2 separate regions of the Homo sapiens genome follow, and region 1 is linked to region 2. Evidence: chromatin contacts called from ENCODE Hi-C or POLR2A ChIA-PET data. All regions are on one chromosome and are shown on one strand. The core of a region is the stretch at or near the end of the contact, and the rest is flanking DNA. Distances in the headings are between cores, read along the strand shown.

What was found. Hi-C counts contacts between places; a loop is a spot of excess contacts on that map. ChIA-PET counts read pairs that join two places held with the same protein, here RNA polymerase II (POLR2A). Pooled maps may share reads with other maps.
Region 1: a map of endothelial cell of umbilical vein shows a loop between it and region 2 (3-fold over the local background). The contact joins the enhancer-like site here to the promoter of MIPOL1 in region 2. A Hi-C loop is called at or near these places in 1 of 168 maps with a recorded cell type or tissue (endothelial cell of umbilical vein) and 1 of 50 pooled maps. POLR2A ChIA-PET finds 5 or more read pairs at or near these places in 1 of 52 experiments (activated T-cell).

What each region holds. Positions count from the first base shown.
Region 1 is chr14:37,044,611-37,050,851 of GRCh38, reverse strand. The region is part of intron 1 of SLC25A21 (solute carrier family 25 member 21); the gene reads left to right. Among named protein-coding and RNA genes, the nearest start is that of MIR4503, 95 kb to the right of the region's middle. Within about 2 kb of position 2,076, at least 4 of the 41 ENCODE cell types and tissues checked have a DNase peak (open chromatin) inside an H3K27ac peak, as active enhancers do; they include endothelial cell of umbilical vein, where a contact is called at or near this core.
Region 2 is chr14:37,194,476-37,200,415 of GRCh38, reverse strand. MIPOL1 (mirror-image polydactyly 1) reads right to left here and starts at 2,479. Exons shown (of 13, transcript NM_001388067.1): 1 at 2,312-2,479.

The DNA.
Region 1 (6,241 bases), core at 827-3,326, 150 kb after region 2:
ATTATTATTCGCTTTATGCCCAGGGAGTGGGCCATTCAAACTTTTCACTAGTAGAGGCTTCAAGTTAATAATTTTGTAGAACTACCTTGGATCTGAGAAGTACTTGGTTATTATTTCAAAGTTTTGCATTGTTGAGTATTAGCAAGGAAGAGATGACTTTGGCTTGGAAGATATGGAGAATGGGCCAGATCTGTCATCTATTTTTACTCAAATGAACGCATTCTAATAAAACTCCTTGCACTTCCAAGGCTCATGACATTCACTAGAATACGTGGTACTGTTTTGCTCTATTAGAAAAAAAGTGTCCCTCTAGGCTGATGAGTTGGAAGAATCCAAGGTACCCCACCCACTTGGTAAGCAGAGAGAGAAATGGCTTTCAGCCCCCACTCAGCCTCTTGTGCATGCAAAACTGCTCAACTCTGTGTGCTGCATCCCCAGATAATTATGTTATTTATCAGGTTGAGTTACTTACTGTATACATGAGTATACATGAAAGATACCCGATTTCCTATGAGAATCAATGTTTATTTTACTATTACTTACTGTATTAGATAGAAAATGCCATGTATGGAGTACACAAACACAACACAAATATGTGTGTGTGTTTAATGTTCTTATTTATGGATATTAATTTTGAAACACTTCACTTAAGGTATAGCATTTTTGCACTCATAAATAATTTTGAACACACTTCACACTAAAGGCAAAGTACTGCAGTCCTGCCCAGTAGCAGCTTTTGGAAATAGTGATTGCCTTTATTACTTCATATGACAGCCAGTCCATGTTGCTGTTGTAGAAGTATGCAAAATTATATTAGTGTAGTCTTTTCAGGTGTTATAAAAATATCCGGCACTATATTCACAGGTACACATGTATATATTACAGTCTATAGCTGTACTGTCCAATATAGTAGCCATTAGCTATATGTGGCTATTGACCACTGGACTTGTTGCTTGTCCAAATTGAGCTGTGCTTTAAGTGTAAATACATGCCAGATTTTGAATACTTTGTGTAAAACAAGAATGTAAAATGTCTCACTAATAATTTTAATAGTTGTTGAAGTGATAATATTTTGGATACATTACATTAAATAAAATATATTTTTAAAATTAATTTCACCTATTTCTTTTTTTAGTGTGGCTACTAGAAAATTCAGAATTACAAATATGGACTTACATATGTGGGTCTCATTATATATCTATTGTACAACATCAGTCTGAAGTGTGTACCTTTTAATAATTATTTTCATAATTCTATGATATGTTATTCCTTTCCTTTTTGAAACAGGGTCTTCCTCTGTTGCCCAGGCTGGAGTGCAGTGGTGTGATCACAGCTCACTGCAGCCTCGACCCCCTGGGCTCAAGTAATCCTCCCACTTCTGCCTCCCTAATTGCTAGGACTGTAGGCACACACCACCATGCCCAGCGAATTTTTAATTTTTGTAGAGATGGGGTCTCACCATGTTGCCCAGGCTGGTCTTGAACTCCTCTGGGCTCAAGCCATCCTCCCACCTTGGCCTGCCAAAGTGCTGTGTGAGCCACCGTGCCCAGTCAGTATGTCATTCTTGATCTGTGATGGCTCTCAGTCTTTTTTGTTCATTTTATTTTATGTTTTTGGTGAAACTTACTGACGTGATTCATTCATTTACTATGTATTGAAATATTGGAATTTCAAGAAATATTGGAATTTCAAGAACATTTCAAGGACATTTCAAGGCTATGTGAGTAGTTCTTAACTCTGGCTGCTTCATAATCTTCTGTGAAGATTAAAAACAAATAAATCAAGATTACCTTACCTCCTGTAGCTTCTGATTCACAAGGTTTTGGGTGGGAGCAGGAGAAGTAGTTCAGCATTGTATTAAGAAACAGAAACAAAAGCAAACCCCCCACAGGTGAGTCAGAGTTGAGTATAACTAGTCTATGAGATTAGAACATGACACATTATTTGAAGTTAAGCCTGCTTTGGCAAAACTAAAAGTCTTTGGCAAAACTAGTCTGCTCTAGTTATTGGTCTCAGTGGCTAAATCCAAGGCTCCCTTTGAATTTCAAGTCTGCAAAAGGTTCAGTGCTCACTATACATTAGCTCCCTTGATTCTCTCAAGAACAATCAGACAGACTTGCTCACCCATGTTTTACAGGTGAGGAAGCTGACTCAGAGAGTTTAGGTATGTACTTTCTCTTTAACACCAGAGTAAAGTTTTGGACCTTTATGCAAAGATTTATAATATAGGCTCCTCCCAGCTGTCAGATGTCATAGGCTTATGACATCTCTAAGGTTATAGGCAAGTTACATTTTTGAATCTGTTGAATAATGTAGGTCAATTTAGGTGGTGCCACTTTCTCCTTAAAATGTAGAGGTACATTTTTTTTTTTTTAACTGCAAAACCAGGAAGACGTAGTAATTTGGTACTGCCTCTTCCCCTCCACCAGTCTCATAGCTTTCCTTAGGAAACAGTTGATTGAGATACATAACCCGGTTTATGATGACAGTAATTTCCTACCTATCTGTTATTAGAAAGTGGTGGTCTTGCATATGAAAAATGACATGGCCACTAGGAGGAATATGTATTTGTAGGGTCTGTCTTAATCTTGCAGAATCTAAATGTGTTACTGTTCTCCTGAATTCTCAGGAGGCGGCATTTTTTCTCAACGTTTTTCTTGGCTTCCTTTCAGATATGTTGAGGGAGGAATGGACATAGTGGTCATTTTTCAAATGAGCCTAAATGGGTACACAAACATTGTAAACAATGGAAGAGCTTCATGAATGGACCTGGAAAGGAGCGTTTGAACAATATTTTTCTGTCTAAAACATGAAAGAATCTTCATTCTTTGGATAGCTGTGATGGGTTCTGCATTAATTTTAAAATTTGCTTTTCTTCCTAAAAATATAATAAAAACATTTACATGTATAGATTCCTTTTATGAGTGGTATAAAATCCAACACCTACAGTTCTGTGCTGTTAATATGTTCTTGTTGTTTTCCCTGATAAGCCTGTTAAAGATAACTTGGAGGATGGCATGGAGTGGGTGATACATTGGAAATCACATCTACCTTGCATGAAATTCAAGAAAGGTTTTGTTTTCTGTCACAACATGTGGGTATAGATAAAACACTTTTGTTTTCTAGGGACAAAACAAGTCAAATGCACCAAGACTCATTTTGGTTTTTAATCAATGTGAACTTCTTTACTGATTCGTTTCAAAACTCTGCTGGGACTGATTTAATAGTTCTTGTTATGTTACATACTTTATGTGTTTCTGGAATGATCGTGCTGTTTGATAAAGAATTACTCAGCATTTACTTAATTACTTTTGCATTACCATCTGGGTTTGGGGAGCAGGGGCAGAACCTCCTGCTTTTGCCTCTTAGCAAAGTTCCGGAAATGGACCATGGTCTGCTGTTTGCTACATTGCCCCTTTAGGTCATGTTTTTCTTATTGCTCTCATACTTCCAACTTTGGTCTGGTTTCACAGCAGTTGATTCATATCTGTTATCCTGTGTTAGTGTACAAAATGTACATTTCAAAACATGTCTTAGACATGCTGGGCAGTGTTTTATTTGCATGTTCCGAGGATCTGGACTTGACACCCAGTCCATGTTCCCTTCAGCGTGCAGTATACCCTTTTAAATTTCACGTGAATTGCTGTCCAGATTGGTTTTGAATCAATACAACCCCACCAATGTGTGTTTCCTTAGCCCCATGTCTCTCCAAACCCTTTTACTCATTGTGACTTTCAAAAGTTGTAGGAGTCTCAGAAGGAAGACTCCGGTTAAATTGTTTCATAGTTCTGTCTGTGTGAGAGATTTCTTTGTGATCAGTGCAACTAAGTAGTTGCTTAGAGGCTTTTGAACTGTGATGTTCTAAAACAAACTATGAAAAGGACAAATGTTCCGGATGCCATTGTCCTGTTTGGTTTGTATTTAAGACAGACTCAGAGGATCTTTGGGGAGAAGGAACCAGGGGTGTTATGTGGGGTAGAAACAGTTCAACATTTGCAGCTGTCTTCCACAACCCACCACACTTTTAATTGTTTTCTTGTTTCTGCTGGGACCTAAAAATCCCCTATCCTGCACAATCTGGTGATAGAACTTCTAATTGGTGGAGGAAATAAAAAAGGGCAGAGCACAATCATGAATGTGTATACAGGGTTTAAGAAATCAATCCAACATCTGCTTCATGGAAACTTGATCAGAGAATGTCTGCAACAGGTTTCACTTTTCAAGCTGTTATCTTGTTGACACTTTGATATTAATTGCAAAGTATCAGTAACAGAAAGTTCAGGATTTAACAGTATTATCAACATGACCGTAGGGAGTGGTATTTAACAAAATTTCCAAATCAAATCAATTTTTATTCTAAATACATATATATTGAGAGATAGGCCAATTCAGTTAAAAATGCCGTTTTGAAGCTACTTAATCCTTTCCCTGCCCAGCTACCTGCTTCACATGAAGCAGTCACAGCCTTCTTTGGGGGATGGAGGAAATATAAGGCTAATATATGTCATACTCCATGATTGTGTGAGAGCAGACCTACTTAATCTGATTAGGTAGGCAATTAAGAGATCATATATGCTCTAGCCTTCCCATTCCTTCCCCTCATAGCACTAGATCTGGGAAAGCTTGAGAGCGTCGGCAAAGAGGGAGCATTGCAGCATGGTGAAGAGCAAGAACCCTTGAGGCAGATTGCCTGCCTTGGAGTTCTGGCTGTTCCCCTGCCCAGCTTTGTGACTTTGGGCAAGTTGCTCAACTTCTTTGTGATTTTGTGGCCTTATTTGTAAAATGAGGATCATCATATTCCTCACTAATAGGGTTGTCGTGAGGCTTCTGCAAGTTAACTTATGTAAAACACTGAAAACAGGTCCTGGCACAGAATAATCCCTCAGTAAGGTGGTAACTTGTTTTTATGTATTGAAACAAAAAACATTGTTAATAGAGTATTAGCACAACCATGCTTAGCATATTCCCAAGTACTATGAGACAACATAGTCTCCATAATTGCTCCATCATCCAGAAGGAAAAGATCATTTCATGGATGCTCTAGAGTGGAGAAATTGTGACTTCAAAACCCTGGAGTGAGTCAATCACAAAATCAGATAGAGGACCCAGACTTCTAATTCCTTGTCAGGTGCTAGACCCCGATCAGGATGAATGATGCTGAACAATGGCCTGGCTGTTCAGAGCCTGACCTTCCAGGTCCAAACGGAGACTGCAACACAAACAAACATGAGTTCTTGTTTTTGTTACCCTGGGGTGGAAACTGCTTGAGACTTTGGAGAATTAAGCTCATTACTTTGAGTCGCTGAATGTCTTGGGCTTTCTTGAAACTGAGTTCCTGTCATTACTTTGTGGTTCTCGAAGAAACCTACTCTTTTCACTTCCAATTTTGAAATATTAGTGAAGTTTTTTTTCCCCAGCAGTTTGTCTTTTCATTCAACTGTATGTGATCTCACAGGGTCCCTTAAATAATGGAAAGTAATAGATTTTTAAAATATCATTACAGAAATGTTATAGGATCTACTAATTCTATAACAGTGTCCAGAAATCTCTCCTTCGTAATTGTAGTCATTTAAAACATACCTGTACTGTATTACACCACAAACTTTTCATATTCTCTAGAAATTTACAACATAGAGAGTTCACTGTTTAGCCTTGCTTTTCTAGGTAACTGCATACTCAGAAATACTGATATATTTTAGAATCATGTAACTTTCGATTTGAAAGAGGTCATTGCAGATCTCACTGACAAGTGGTTTTAAAGTCATGGTGTGTGGAATTCTTGGCACTTTAGAAGGAGCATGGGTGGGAAGAGGAGAGTGGGAAACCAGACTGTCTCCCTTTTTCATCTCCAAAAGAAAATGTTTTTACATTTATATGTATATTGATCACCACTAAAATATTTTGAAAAGAGAAAAGATTTCTTCAGTTGGAATAATGTTGGGGAGACATTGATCTAGAGCAATTTTGTCCAGGAGGAAATAATGGCAATTTAATACCTTAATCTTCAGGTTTTGGAATTTTGCCACAAATTTAGAAACCAAAAAAGTTGGAGATCACTTCTTAATTTAAGTCAAGACAGGGTTAGGAGAATATTCTTCATTATGTAGCTTCCAAATTTAGCCTTCTTTTCTTCACAAGCCTGAACTCTTTCTTAGTTTTTAGTGTTCCATGACTGTATCTACCTTAAGAAAGCCCAATAATGTACATCAAAATTCAGGTTTGTAAAACTAAAGAGAATGAT
Region 2 (5,940 bases), core at 1,230-3,729:
ACCCAATTTATGAAATTGCTGAATGCTCATATAAACTCTAAAATTTCCATGTGCCTAAAGTTATCTTTTAACAACTGTTTTTGTATAACCCATGAGCTAAGAATTGTTTTTACATATTTAAAGGGTTGGGAACAAAGTAAAGAGGAAAAAAACAGAAAAGAATGTGTAACAGAGACTGTACAGCCTGTACAACCTAAAATACAGGTAGTCCGAGCTTCACACATTACTTGGTTAGCTGAAACTCTACAAAGCGAGGGCTGCCTACACTTATTGTCTGGTCCCTTACAGAAATAGAGGATATCCAAATGCCAGTAAACACATGAATATGTGTTCAATACCATCAGTCATTAGGGAAATTATGGGAAAACCCCAATGTTATGTCACTATATTCCTACTAGAATGGCTAAAATGAAAAAGACAGTGTGAAATGTTGCAAGCATTTGGAGGAACCAGAATTCTCAAGCTGCCACTGAAGTATAAATTGACACAATATGAAAAACTTTTCAGTAGTGTATACCACAAACACACATCTGCCTATCCTGTAACACAGTAATTTTCTAGTAGGCATATACGCAATAAAAATGTACATATGGCCAGGCGCGATGGTTCACACCTGTAATCCCAGCACTCTGGGATGCTGAGGCAGGTGGATCAGCTGAGGTCAGGAGTTTGAGACCAGCCTGACCAACAAGGTGAAACCCCGTCTTTACTAAAAATACAAAACTTAGCCAGGCGTGGTGGTAGGCACCTGTAGTCCCAGCTACTCGGGAGGCTGAGACAGGAGAATTGCTTGATCCCGGGAGGCGGAGGTTGCAGTAAGCCGAGATCGCGCCACTGCACTCCAGCCTTGGCGGCAGAGCGAGACTCCATCTCAAAAAAAAGAAGAAAAAAAAAAGTATACATAATTTCATCAAAATATTTCTAAAAATCTTTATAGCAGCCCTATTGGTAATAGCCAAAAACTAGAAATACTATACATACAGCATGAGAATAACAAACTGCTACATAACTTGAATAAATCTCACAAATAAAATATTGAGCAAAAATCAGAAACTAAGGACTAAATACCATATTACTCCATTTATATAAAGTAAATAATAGGTGAAATTCATTGATAATGTTGGAAGTCCAGATAATGATTACCTTTGGAACCATGAAGTGGGGCTTCCGGGATGCAATAATGCTCTTTCCTGATCTAGATACTGGATACATGGGTATTTACACTTTGTGAAAATTCACCGAGCTGTACACTTACGATTCATGCACTTTTCTGTATGTCTTTATACTTTAAATATTAACGCAATAAAAATATCTCTATAAACTCTACTCCTTTGAAGGAAAATTGTATACATCTCCCATTCATTTTGCTGATTGCCATCATTACCTCCCATCAATGACATGTCTTGATTCCTATTCCTCACATTAAAAATTAAACTGTTTTAATTAATTTTATTGGCATACGATTGCATAGAATGATTATGTAATTGTCATTTTAGATGAACTCCATACCAGATCACAAGGAAAAACTTTGAAACGCCAATAATTTGTGATAGTATATTCAAGTTATCTGGGGAAGAAAAGAACACCTCCTTGAAATGTAGTTTTGTTTGGCCCTTTGTTTTGGCTTATTTCTATCTACTACCACTGTGATTTAACCTGCATAAAATGCTCAAAGGAGCTTTTCCAAACGCGTGTGTTTGTGGAAAGTTGTTCCTTTCTACCATCCTTGTCTAATAATGCGGCTGTCTTGTTCCCTCCATCCATAGAGCTTAAAATGCTTCCCAAACGTTGCACCAGGTCCAGGGACATTGTGAATCAAAAAAGAAAAAAAAAAATTCTAACAGTATCTTTTTACAGCATGGCTTAGCGCGCTTAAAGAAGCCCCTCATTCTTCGCCCACACTTCCACGTGTGAGAAATGAAATATAAAACGACTCTCTCATGGGCACAGAGTCGATCAGAGGTTGAGCGAGGACTGGAACCTTCTGACTAACCGCGACTTAAGGGGAAAAAAACAAAAAAAATACACCCTTGAATAAATGCTCAGCTGCTCAGGTCCAGTATTAGGAAACTGGAGACAATACCAAAACCATACCCAGAAAGAGCTGTCTGCCACCTGAGGACCCCACGACACTGACCTTCGAGAGAGCCCCATCACTCCCGGCCACGCGGGGTCAGCATTCACTAAGTACAGATTCCGCGGGGCCCCTTCTCCTTCTCCAAGGAAAAGTCTGCGGCCGAAAACTCCAGGGCTGATCTGTGCCCACCACTATCATTCTCCGTCGCCCAAACCTCCCTGCCCAACCGTTTACCTGAGATGCGCCTGGCATAGACCGGGGAGTCGACACTGCGCGCTTGCCGAGTTTCTCAGGCCGAGTGCGCAGCCACCGCGTCAGCCAATCGCCACTGGCTCAGAGCCTCCTGGCTCGAGACTCACCCACAGACGATCCGGCGGAGGAGCGGGGCGGCGCGTGGGGCCTACGGGGCGGCGGCGCGCCGCAGGGGAGAGCGCAAGCGGCGAGCACCGGGCATGCGCGTGCCGCGCTGCCGGGCCGCGAGGCGGGGCCTCCAGGAGAAAGAGAGAGCTTGGGAAGAAGGCCCGGGAGGAGTTTGGAGAGAAAGTAGTCGAACTTAGTCTGCTGCGGTGGTTGCCCTAACGGGATGCTTATGGTTGTCGAATCCAAGACGACGAGCGCAGAACGCTCTTTCTCTTCTGAAAGAGCAAAACGTTGTCTGGACAAAACCTAATAGGATTAGAAGAGGGAGAACGCGGAACTAAAAACGGTGTCTTGTGGCCTCATACTTGGCCTCGTCGAGTTTTCCCAAGACCTGTCGAAATTGTGCTTTCCTTCTTTGTGTGTGGTTTGGGATGAGAGGTGGGAGGGACGTGTTTCGAAGCGGCGGTCAAGTGAAAATGGCACCAGATCGGGCTCCGGTTGAGTGAGCAAAAGTACTATCTAGATCCTGGCCAAAGAACGTTTCACACTAAAACCTTGGAGCTGGTGACTTTTTTTTTTTTTTTTTTTTTTGACTGAAGTGCTGGATGAGATTACGATATGTGAATCCTCTAAGAAAAAATGTTAAACCTTACAGAATTTAAAAATGTCCAAAGTTTTCAATTGGCCTACCTCCGTGAACTAAGAATGGTATAATTAACTGCTAGTAATTTAAATTTGGGTTTTTTGTTCCATAGTTCAGAATTGGTTTTATAAATGTCACTTTAACTCCTGTTACTCATGATTCCTTCAGACACCAAATACTTAGTGACCACATACCATGTGCCAGGTACTCTTCTGGGTGCTGAGTAATAAGCAATAATATTTTTTAATACACCCCAGAGAATAGGCATAATATGAGGTGCTGACGGGTTCCTAAATTTGTGGTTAAAGTTAATGAAAGGAACTTATCCTTTAGTAAGTGTACAAAAGAGAGTTTAAAAAACTGAAAAAGGCCGGGCGCGGTGGCTTACGCCTGTAGTCCCAACACTTTGGAAGGCTGAGGCAGTGGGATCGCTTGAGCCCAGGAGTTCGAGACCAGCCTGGACAACATGGCGAGACCTTGACTTTATTAAAAATCAAAAAAATTAGCTGGGCATGATGGTGCATACCCGTAGTCCCAGCTACTAGGGAGGATGAGGTGGGAGAATCGCTTGAGCCCCAGAGGTGGAGACTGAAATAAGCTACGATGGCTGGCGCCACTGCACCCCAGCCTGGGGGACAGAGCATGACGCTGTGAAAACTAACAAAATGGAAAAGTTGGACGTAGATTAACTTGGAACAACAGAGGTTATAATATTCACCAAATTTTCGTTATGTATGCTGTAATGAACAGTGTTCTCAAGAAGTTTGTTACAGATTCAGCTTTGAAATGCTTTTTTCTTTTTTGCTTTACTTCAGTCAGGATTTGAATCATATTTATGAACATAAAGTACCATAAAAATCTATGAGACAAAAACAAAGAGTGTACAGTTTATCAGAGCAAATACTCCAATCAGGAAGTATATAGCTTGTGCAAAGGCTTAGGGCCAAATCAAATTATGTGTAAAACAAAGGAAAAAGTTGATTTTCCTGGCTAGGAAATAATAAATAAAACAGGATAGTGACTACCACAATGAGAACATTCAAACCATGTAATGAATTAGTAGAATAAATTTAGAGAAAAATTATAATATTTTTCATTGAGTAAAGTTCATTTCCTCCTTTTTTTAAAGCCCATTATCTGGGTGCTTACAGTCTCTGGCATAAAGAGAAACCTCATATTTTCTTTCCTTTTAGTAAGCTGATTTTCTCTCTCTCTCTCTCTGTTTTATGCAGTGAGTTCAAACATTAGGACTAATTCTCCCTATTCTTTTTCCTTTTTCCCTAACATACCTGAAGTAACTCATTAATGTTCTTTCCCTAAACTTTTGATACCACAACAGGTAAGTTTTCCCCTACTCCCCTCCACCACCACCATAACCAACATATCCATTTCTTCATTTTCTATTGTTCTAACAGTTGCCTGTCTATAAGAAATGAAAGAGATAAATTAGAGCTTTTTTCTTTTCTCAAAATGATTATCAAAGATATTGTCTATGTCCTCATACCTCATACAAGCTGGACTTTTACAGAAATATGGATGAAGATGAGAAGAAGAAAATGAACCACTCTTTCGTTACAGGGAGAAAAAGAATGTCATATTATTAATATTATCAAGTCTGTTAATGTCAGATCATTAATATTCTCAAGTCTATAAATATTAGGCTTCTGCAGTGTGTCACACACTGATCAGTTCTGCAAATAAAATAATGAATAACAATTAGGCACACAAGTAGCTGAGAATACCATATGTATTAATCAGGGTTCTCCAGAGAAACAGAACAAACAGGATATGTGTGTATACACAGAGACTACATAGAGAGAGGGACAGTGATTTATTGTAAGGAAATGGCTCATGCAGTTGTGGACTTTTAGTGAGTCCAAAATCTGAGGGAAGAGGCGGGCAAGCCTCAGAAAAGAATTGTAGTTGGACATACATGGAATGTAATCTGTTGTATTCAAAGTCTGGTGATTTAAATGGTAATCTCATCAAAAAAACACCTTCACAGAAGCATCCAGGATAACGTTTCACCAAATATCTGTGCACCATGGCCCAGCCAAGTTGACAAAATTAACCATCACACTGTGTAAACTGAGAAATGGCTTTGGGAGAGGGGAGTTCAGGGGATGAGGAAGACAGAGTCAGGAAAATCTGAAGGAGATAATGCCTCCTGTAGTATGAATAAGACTTAGCAAGGTGAAGAGGTGAGGGTGGAGGTGCAGAGAAAACAGAATTCCTTATAAAGGAATCAATATGGGAGTGAGATACTGTAAGGAGCTATAAGCAATTTAATATCACAGTATAAAATTTAACATGGAAAGTGGTGGGAAATGAAGTTGGAGAGATTATGAAAGGTCTTTTTTAAAAATAGAGTTGGGGACTCACTATGTTGCTGGGGCTGGTATCAAAGTCCTGGCCTCAAGCAGTCCTCCCACTTTGGCCTCCCAAAGTGCTCGGATTACATGCATGAGTCACCATGCCAGGCAATATAAATGATCTCCTAATTAAGTACCTTGGACTTGATTCTATAGTCAATGAATTTTGAAAGTTAAAACAGGAGTGATGAGATTAGATTTACACTTTCATTCATCAATTTAGAAATACGTTTCAGAATCAAAATTCTCAAGTTTGCAAGACTAGTTAATCTAATTGAAAAACGATAAAAAGGCTGGGCTCTGTGGCTCATGCCTGTAACCCCAGCACTTTGGGAGGCTGAGGTGGGTGGATCACTTGAGGCTAGGAGTTGGAGACCACCCTATCCAACATGGTGGGACCTCCCCCCACCGTCTCTACTAAAAATACAAAAAATAGCCAGGCATGGTGGCACATGTCTGTAATCCCAGCTACTCAGGAAGCTGAAGCA